2 separate regions of the Homo sapiens genome follow, and region 1 is linked to region 2. The links are chromatin loops, found by intact Hi-C in ENCODE. Cell type or tissue: HepG2. All regions are shown on one strand. Region 1 overlaps MYBPC1 (myosin binding protein C1). Region 2 overlaps CHPT1 (choline phosphotransferase 1).

What was found. Peaks named below come from ENCODE experiments on the same cell type or tissue, not always from the same donor. Only the 100,000 strongest peaks of a DNase experiment are listed, where the experiment ranks them.
Region 1: a loop joins it to region 2, with 2.6 times the contacts of the local background. A loop is called at or near these places in 1 of 110 quality-filtered maps.

The regions. Positions count from the first base shown.
Region 1 is chr12:101,615,835-101,620,834 of GRCh38, reverse strand. It overlaps MYBPC1 (myosin binding protein C1), which reads right to left. Exons shown (of 32, transcript NM_002465.4): 3 at 3,592-3,633. Among named protein-coding and RNA genes, the nearest start is that of MYBPC1, 23 kb to the right of the region's middle. In HepG2, no CTCF peak of the experiment used is centred here; DNase peaks (open chromatin) are centred at 2,104, 2,494 and 4,714; H3K4me3 peaks cover 501 bases.
Region 2 is chr12:101,710,513-101,715,512 of GRCh38, reverse strand. CHPT1 (choline phosphotransferase 1) reads right to left here. Exons shown (of 9, transcript NM_020244.3): 2 at 1,276-1,423; 3 at 868-1,009. Among named protein-coding and RNA genes, the nearest start is that of CHPT1, 15 kb to the right of the region's middle. In HepG2, no CTCF peak of the experiment used is centred here; a DNase peak (open chromatin) is centred at 2,042; H3K4me3 peaks cover 1,159 bases.

The sequences.
Region 1 (5,000 bases), 95 kb after region 2:
TTTACCAATTGAAAAGATACAGACTCTAAGCTAATAAGATGTAAAAATAAAATATCAGCACTTAGGCATGGAAATGAGTACAGGTCTTCAAAGTGGCCTCTGATTCTAATGCTGCTGTCACTTTTTGGACCAGCCACAGAACCATTTTCGGAACTTTCCACAGGGCCAGCTGTTGAGGCACAGCAGAAACCTACTCCAATTACCCTATGTTCAGACATAGGATGTTGGATCTTAGTTGACAAAAAAAAAGTATGATCCCACTTGATCACCCACGTTATTCCCTACACATGGCCCTCTGTGACTCTTGTCTGCTTTCAAAACTGAAATCCACCTTCCTCTGTTGATGGTTGTTCTTCCCCATAAAGTGTAACTTGGCTCCAGGAGGGCAGGACCCAGTGCCCAGATCTGTGCCTGGCATGTAGCCAACACTCAGCAAATCTTGCTGAATAAATACGTGCTAGAATAAAAGGCGAATCTTTGGCCCCACTGAGCATACAGAAAAGAATCTATATTTAGTGTTCCATCAATTTGCTACCTATAATTATTATGAAAGAATTCTAAGCCAGGACAGCGTTATTTGTATAAAGGCATTGCCTCCTGGTATGATTCCTCTAAAGGAGATTTGCACATCTAATTTCTGCTATTGCTGTTGGGCTAAACACATTTCTTTATTGTCATCTCTCTTGTTTCAATTCCAGAAGACTTTGCCCAGGTCCCAGGACAAAGTGGTCAGTATTAAGGAACAGGATAGCTGGATGGATAGCCAGATGCAAGCAAGCAAGCAAGCAAACAATCATAAAACCCCGTGCTGGGAAATTGGCTGCTTTCCAGACAGAGACTTTTAGCAAATATGAAAAAGTTGGCAAATCTAATCACAAATACTACTTCTAAGATTAAATCTTCTAGAATCTACTCTCTGTGGCTTCAAAAAGCATTTTCAGAACATTTCTGAGCTGTTGCAGAATGATTCAATCAATCTGGGAATGATGTTAAGGCTGGATTGCGATGAATAATATTCTTAATAGTGACAGATTTGGAGCAATTAATTGAATATATGTCAACCAATTAAATAGAAGACCAGTTAAAGTGCTGAAAATGTACCAAAATCCAGGCAAGACCATTTTCAGTAGCTTTAGGCAAGTTGGTCTTACAGTGGAAATCATCCTTCTGTTCTGCAGCAGTGTCTCATTCTAACCCTCAGTGACTAAGAACATACATAGGATGTTCATCCTCCTACCCAGCACACATGTTGAATGGAAATAAAAATCTATCCAGATTACCATTGAATGGTCAGCAGCTAAGCCAGCATGGAAATTCAACTGCTCATTCATTTTGCAAGTATTCATTAGATGATTGCTATGTGCAGCTCTCTGCCAGATGCTGGAGGGAATAAGATGAGGGGGCCAATGTCAAAAAGCTTACAACCTGTTAGGAAAAGGAGTCAACCATTAATGTGCGATTATGTGGAGACAAGAGTGATTGAATGATGGAGGCAACAGGTCCAAGAGAAATCAGGAGAAAGAAGGGGAGATAAAAGTAAGCCAGGATGGTCAGGAGAAAGCTGTTCAAAGAAGTGAAACCTGAGTTGGATGGTTAAAAAAAAAAAATAGACTGACAGTTGGAGGAGGGAGGGAGAGCAGGAGAGTTCTAGCTCATGCTGGAGAAAAGGTAGGTTGCACCCATCAATCCTGTTTATGCTCGTGCAGGGCTCCTTTCTCAACTGGGGATATCCAAGTAGCAGTAATTATTGTGTCTACTTTTTGCATAGGTATTTTCTCTGTCCTTGATGAAGAGGACTGTATATTTATTATAAACTTCCATTCACTTACCTTCTTTATTTAGGGATGTCACTTTCTATCCCAAATTGATTTGCTTCCTAGGTATGTAAGGCAAATACATATATATATACATGTATTTGCCATTATATAATATATATACAGACACACACACACACACACACACACACACACACACACACACGGCAGTTTTTGTACCTGGGCATGCAACTGCATGTGGTCATGGTTTTGCTTATCTTCTGCAAACGTCAGAAAAATGCTACTAATTTCAAAATGCCCTAGTCATCTAGCCTTGCTCTTTCATCACGCTGTGTTCTCCATAAATAAAAGAGTTTTTGTTGGTTGGTTGACTTTAAGGAAAGACATTTTCTCATTTAAGCATACAAGTATAATATGGTGACTTTTCAAATTAAGGGTCAGGCACAGGCTTTGTTTAAACTTTGACAGCTTGCCCTCTGGGATTACATCATCTGCTCTGTTGGTTGAGCCTTGCAGCCTGGCCCAAACACCTTTCCAAATTTGGAAACAGAGGTGTATGCCCATTGGCCTTGTAGAGAATAATATTACAATAATTTCAGCCAGGATGCCCAAACCTCCTTGAAACCATCCCATGGAAGGAGTTCTAGGAGTTTGCACTGTCTGCATTCCATAAGCAAATAACCTTCAAACTGCGCCCACGTGGCCAGGATTAGTATTCATGTTACTCTCCATGGGAGCCACTGAAGGTCAAGGACAAAGTGAGTATACTAACGTTATGCGTTCATTATGAGAGCATAAGTTCAAGTTAGCTGAAGGAAAGTAATCCAATCTACTGAAAGAAAGAAAAAAGTATTTTACTAATGTATAGGACACAAGAATATCATAGAAATTAGATAATGAAATATGACACATCAAGAACAAAGAGATACTTAACATGGTTTTGAGCAGTGTCCAGGAAAAAGAGAAACTTCTTGTTGCAGTCAGGAAATAGTTATTCCAAAATTTAAACTTTTTTATTCATTATGCAAATAAAAGGTTCACTTTTAAAATGACAATACAAACATATACAGCAAAGCTGTCTAATCCACCTTCATGAAACTTCCCTCTATGAAAGACTAATGCTCCTTAGCTTAAGACAGATGGTCAGTAATGATAATCATTTCTTCCATGGTGAGACAAAGGAATTAGCATTTCATGGAGTAACAGAAGTATATGATTAAGATTATTTTCTAAAATGAGACTATCTCCATATAAAGTAAAAATAGGATAATATTACAGGAATAGTTTCCAGTTCAAGAAGGGGCAACATGTCTTCTTAATGTTATATTGTGTATCTGTAGAAATCATTATATAAATCTACATGAATACATAGTCAGTGTTACAAAGTGAGATGCTAGCCTTCAAAATTATTAGTGAACCCTGGAACAGTTCACACAATAACATGAAAACATTTAATTTAAAAAAAAACCGGGTAATTCAGATAATTTTCCCAATTGATATAATCCTAAGAAGACCAAACACCTCTCTTTCTTAGCATGCATGTCGAAACTTGGAAACTACCAATTAATTTGCTGGCATCTCAACAAGTGCTTGTGATATTTTTATCATTGTTGTTTTTCTTTTAGAAATACATGTAATGGAAACTTAGCAATGCACCATTTGTCATTATACTGATTGGGACTTGCAGATAAGATGCAAAGGCAGAACGAAAGATAATGCAGAGAAATTCTATGGAGCCACCATGACAATCATTACTGACTTCTTTCTGCTTCTAATTTTGTTGACTTCAGCCTCACTCTCCCTCCCTCCAACTCACCTTTTGCTGGTGTAGTTCCGGCCTCCTTCTCTTTACTTGGTTCTGTGTAGAAAGTACAAGCATATTTTTTAAAGTGCCTTAAAGCATTTTATTGTGTGATGAGCAACGGGGTGGAGAGGGGGAGGGAAGAAATAAATGACAGCAGAACAGGTCATAAATGATACTGAATACTCGTGCTGTACATGAATTATGAATTTAGAAATTATAACTTAGAGCCACACTAAACTTTTAGTGAAAAGCAATTAATCTGATCATTTTTGGAAAAGTACACATAAGAACACTCAATACAGATTTTGTTAAAATGCACTCAACTATACTTGGATCATGTTATATAACATGCTGGAGTAGAATTAGGCAAAACAAATGTGAGCCACTTTATTTTAGACCTCAGCAAGGGACTGACTTTTTAAAGAAAAGTCAGTTTGCCCCATGTAATGATTCCAAGAGTTTGGACTTCTAGATTTTCTAGTAAAGTACAAAATATGTAATTGTGTGCAGTGTATGTTGCTTCAAAGAAAATGTTTCAGTGTCCATGTGAATCTTCTGGATTGGGTTTAGTGGCAATAAATGCAAAACAAGAGCAGTAACATCAGATTCTACCAGTTGAGACCATCTAGTTTGCATTTCTCTGTGTTTGGGATCATATTAGTTTAGACCTGCAAATGGTATCTGACTTATGGAATCAGTAAGAAAAGAATTGTTTCAAGAATGCATTCTCTTTTTTCGGACTGATGAATGGAGATTCAAATCTCAGTTAACTAAGAAGGACAATTTTAGCAGAATTTGGGAGGAGACATTTGAGCAACAGGAAGTCAATATTGTGCAATGAATATGAAATATGACATACAAAGGAAACGATAGTGGCTCAGTGGCAGTAACTGATCTGAAAAACAGAAGGGAAAGGTTTGTTTATAATGGCCAGTAGGTTCTCAGTGTACTCAATGTTGGTCAAAGTACATTTGTTATGGGCAAGGAGAAAACATACCAAGGAACAGGAAGATCCTAAGAAGAATGTCACACATCTACACTAGTTTCAAGATCAAGATCTAAAGAAAATAAATCTGAGCTTTCCCGTTTGAACTCATATGGCACTGAGCCAGTTTTCGTTCATTTCGACACATAGTAATACTTCTCTATACTGTTTAGGGTTTGAGTGTGTGAATCTAGTATTCTTAGCTGGACAAAGGGCCTCTTGTGAGCAGCTAGATTTCTCAAACTGCCCTCCTGAAAAACAATCTCTGCTTGCGCCCAAGAGTTTGAGGCTGCGGTGAGCTGTGATGGTGCCACTGCGCTCCAGCTTGGATAACAGAGCAAGACCCTGTCTCAAGAAAGAGAAAGAAAAGAAAAAAGAAAACAAAGAAAAAAGAAAAACGATCTCCAGGGAGGAAGAGGAAGAGCTTTATAATTGC
Region 2 (5,000 bases):
AATGCCTGAAACATGTAAGTGCTCGATAGGTGGTAAATACAATTATTCCATAATTGAGAATCAACTGCCTGAAGCCTGCCCTCTGCTAAATGATCCATAGTTTTAAGCTTCTCCTATCATTTATCATTAGAGAGTTTTTTCAGAGCTACTGTTTCTCCTTTTCAGCAATAAAGTGGGGCTAAAAAGAATCAGTAGGCATGGGAAGCCAAAGCCAAAATGAGCAAATGACAAAGTTCTTAAAAGGATCAGACCGAGAGGGAACTATATGAAAAAGAGGAACAGAGAATAGTATTCCTGCTTTGTGCACTATTTCCTGGTCTCTAAGAAAGAGGCAACAGAGGCAGATAATACTATCTAATGTTTAGCACTAGCATTTACAAGGTGCTTTTACATTATCTCACCAATTGCCTACCACAGTTGAGAGTCTCACAATTACCTGATGCTGGTGACTGTTGTCAAGGCGGGTCCCCTTTCTGTGCACATGAAGATTCGACCAAAAAAGGACCTTAGACTCCACACTGCATTATTTTATTATATGAATCAAATGCTTATTTAAGTACTGCATATCCCTTTTCTATATTATTCAGGTCCCTTAATTTTCTTTTAATCCTCTCTATTGTAAACTTGGGCTAATGATTAAGTTGGAGAAGAGGAGAAGAAAAATAAAATTATTATCAAATAATGTAACTATTTATAACATGCAGAGTACCTAAAAGACTTAAGGTGTAGCATTTATGAGTACTCCGACGAATTAATTTAAGTTACTGATTGAAGATTTGTTCTCCTTATTATCGATGAATGACATAACAGATTGTGCAAATGAATTCAATTATATTTTTTAATGTACAACTTAAAAAGCATACTTACTTTCCAAATCTCAACATGCCTGAAACATAAGTCTGCCAATGAGCGCAATAAAACACAAACATCCCAATAAAAGAGCAGAAAAAAAACCAGTCAGGATAAGTTCCTAAGCGAGCGGCAATTGAAGCTCCCACTGCCATAAATACTGAAAGAAACAAAGTTTAAGAATCATTAAGAATTAAAAATAATTTATGAAATAATTGCCCTATGCTGTTTAGAAATACAGAGCTCTAAGGAAATAATCATGGCATTAAAATAAAGTACACTTATCAAAATGAATTCTTGACATACTTTTTAAACAACTCCATACATTTGCTCCCAAATGTATATCCATCCAAAAAACTGACCAAACAGCTCAGTTCATTTTATTTTTAAGGTATCATAAAAAAATAAAAAACTCCACTAATTTACCTGTGGAAAGAGAGTCACAGCCATGGTCAAAGAGCTCCCCTAAAGGGGAACAAGAGTTTGTTCTTCTGGCTTGTTTCCCATCAATAGCATCCAGTGACTGGTAAATAAAAAGTCCCAGTGCACATAAAAGGTATGTCCAGTATGGTGCCTATAAAAAATGTAAATAAAATAAAGATTGTTAAGTGATAATAAGCTTTCTGAAAATAGCTCAACCTAAGGCTTCACACTTTGTAGCACCCCGTGTGTTATAAAGAACATTTCTAACCCTCATTCTACAGATGCGAATTAAATTGAGAAATCAAATTAACTGCTTTAAGTCATCTAGGTAGAGGGTCACAGAAGTCCACAATGTAAGAAACACAAAGTTAAACAACTGAGTAAGGATTAGGATCCTGATCTTGATTCTTACATCCATGGCTCTTTTAATATAATACTATGCATTATGCCACAGATTTGAAATTACTCAGTTAAATTTTTGCTGTGAAAAAAGACCTTAGGGGCCAACTGCCAACCTCTGCTTCCATTCACAATGGAGTATCAGGGACTAGATTTGCTCTCCCACCTTATATAACTAGAAAGGCAATAAAATATATTTTTAAAAAAACAAAAAACAAAAAACAGTTTTCAAACATTACAGGCAGTGCAGGCTTGTGATCCCTCACAGAAGGGAAACAAATGAGATGAGCCCTGCGACTGCTCCAGCTAACTTCCCAGAGTCAGTTTCCAGGCCACAGTGCAGGTCCCATGACCAGAACAGAGTCCAGCAATCATGCTGTGTTTAAGAGAAACACAAAGTTCAGGAAGGTCAAGGCAATTAGGATTTGTGAGGCAGAGTGCCTGAGAGGACAGAGCTGCACAGAGAGAGGAGCATAAGTTGTGGACGTCTTACGGAAGGGTATCTTTCCGTCTTCGGCTGAGAACTCATCTGTGCCTGAATGAGATGAAACTAACAAAGGCCAGGGAGAGAAGCACTGCAATGTTGAAGGTCAGACAATTCTCAAAGCTCATACATGGCTGGGACATTCATGTTCCCACCAGGCAAAGCAGAAAGCCTCATTAATACTTGGGGCATTGGGTAAAGTTCTCAGAAGTGTACTGCCTTACCAGCAGGCATAAATTAACCCTAGACTGAAGGCTTCTCTGGACAGCCCTAACAAAACTTAAAATCCAGCCTCAAAAGGATCCAAGTAATTCCTGGCAACTTAACTACAGCCATCATAAAGTACATCTTAGGGGAAAAAAATCTAGTATCCCAAAGGTAAAATTCACAAGGTTTGGCATTCAGTAAAAAATTACCAGTCATGCAAAGAAGCAGGAGAATATAATTGACAACTAGAAGTAAAATCCATATAATCAGAATACAATCAGAATCAATATGAACAGAAGTAATAGAATTAGCAGATGAGGATATCAAAATAGTTATTATAAATATGCTCCACATGTTCAAGAAAGTAGAGGAAAACAGGAAAATTATAAACAGAAATGGAAGAAAAGACTCAAGTGAAATCTCCAGAAATGAAAATTACAATATTTGAATTGTAAAATAAACTGGGTGAGATTAACAGCATATTAAACACCACAGAAGAAAAGATCAATAAGCATGTACCAATGGAAACTATCCAAAATGACGAAAGAAAAACGACTAAAAATAATTGAACTGTGCATCGGCGAGTGGTGGGACAACAGAAAGCAGTCTAGCACATATGTAACTAGAGTCTTAGAAAGAGAAAAGAGCGGATGGGGCACGAAAAATATAAGAAGAAATAAATGATGAAAAATGTCCAAAGTTGATGAAATCTATAAACCTACATGTCCAAGAAGCTCAACAAACCCCAAACAGAATAAATATTTTTTAAACACCCATCAAGGCACATCGTAATTAAATCAATGAAAACTAGTAGTAAGCAGAAAATCACAGTCCAGGTTCGGCGGCTCACACCTATAATCCTAGCACTTTGGGAGGCCAAGGTGGGCAGATTGCTTAAGCCCAGGGGTTCAAGACCAGCCTGGGCAACATGGTGAACCCCATCTCTACAAAAGATATAAAAATTAGCCTGGTGCGGCGGTGTACACTTGTAGTCCCAGCTACTCAGGAGGCTGAGGTGGGAGGATCACCCAAGCCTGGGGAAGTCGAGGGTGCAGTGAGCAGTGAGTGCCACTGTACTCCAGCCTGGGTGACAGAGCGAGACCCTGTCTTGAAAAATAAAATAAATAAAATATCATATTCAGTTCCAGTGAGCACGTTCTTAAAAGTTTATCTTGGAAACTGTGAAACAATTTAAGAAAGGGCAAACAAAACTAAGCAGTCATCACGACAGTACAAAAATGAAAAACAACACATCCCACCCAGAATCTTTTGAAAGAATCCCAAAGTGTCTTACAGAGAACAATTCTGTTAACCTAGTAAATTCTTTTCAAACTAGTAAATTCTTTTTTAAAGATAAATTTTATTATGTATACAACATGATGTTATGGGATATGTAGATAGATGGAAACGGTACTAAACTGAAGCAAATTAACATATCCATCATCTCACATAGTTACCCATTTTTTTGTTTTTGTGGCAAGAGCAGCTAAAATCTATTCATTTTACAGTTCAATTTTTTTAACCTATACCCCTCAGGTTGTACATAAGATCTCTAGACCTGCTCATCTTGCAAAGCTGTAATGTATCCTTTGACCTGCCTCTTCCCATTTCCTCCCCTTTATGCCCCTCTGCTCCTGATAACCAGTTTCATTCTCTATCTCTGAATTTTTTTTTCAGATTCTGTGTATACGCGAGATCAAGATCATACCATATTTCTCTTTCTGTGTCTGGCTTATTTCACTTAGCATAATGTCTCCCAGGCTCATCCATGTTGTGGTAAATGGCAAGATTTTGTTCTTTAGGGCTCAGTAATATTCCATTGTGCATACTACAGTTTCTTTATCCATTCATATGTTAACAGACACTTAGGCTGTTTCTGTATTTTGGCTATTGTGAATAATGCTACAATGATCATGGGAGTGCAAGTATCTTTTTACGGCGATGATTTCATTTCCTTTGGGTATAGTTTTACAGTTTTTGTTCTTATATTTAGGTATTTTATCCATTTTGAGTTTATTTTTGTATACAGTGTAATATAAGGTCCAATTTCATTCTTTTGGCCTATGGAAATCATTTTCCCAGCATTATTTATTGAAGAGACTATCCTTTCCCCATTGTGTCCTCTTGGGGCCCTTATCAAAAATTAGTTGACCATATCAAACTAGCAAATTCTTACCCATTTTTTCTACTATGAAAAATTGTTTTTAATTTTGATGATTGAAGGAAAGCAAAGTTACACGTCAAACATATGTAAAATTGGACATTGAAGTTATTAAAATTTCTGTAATGACAAAATGTCAGAGGGATCTTCCATTTCTCTATGTAACTCTTTATACTGAAAATCTGGATCTTCTCAAGGAGAACTCTAAAAGTCAACATTGAAAGCTTAATTCTGACCTCTGATCTGAGAAACTAGCTACAGGCAGGTCTCATGGTCAGGTATTAACAGAAATTCATACTGAAATAAATTTGATTAACCCTTACACCACAACTGGTGGTGACTCTACCCCAAATTATATCCCGCTCTTAATTTAGAAAAGGGAAATGAAGACTGTTCACCAGTTTAAAAGTGCTTCATTAGGATACTAGAGGCGTTTAAATAGGGAGAGACTGGGAATGTAAACAGAGAAGAGAGGAA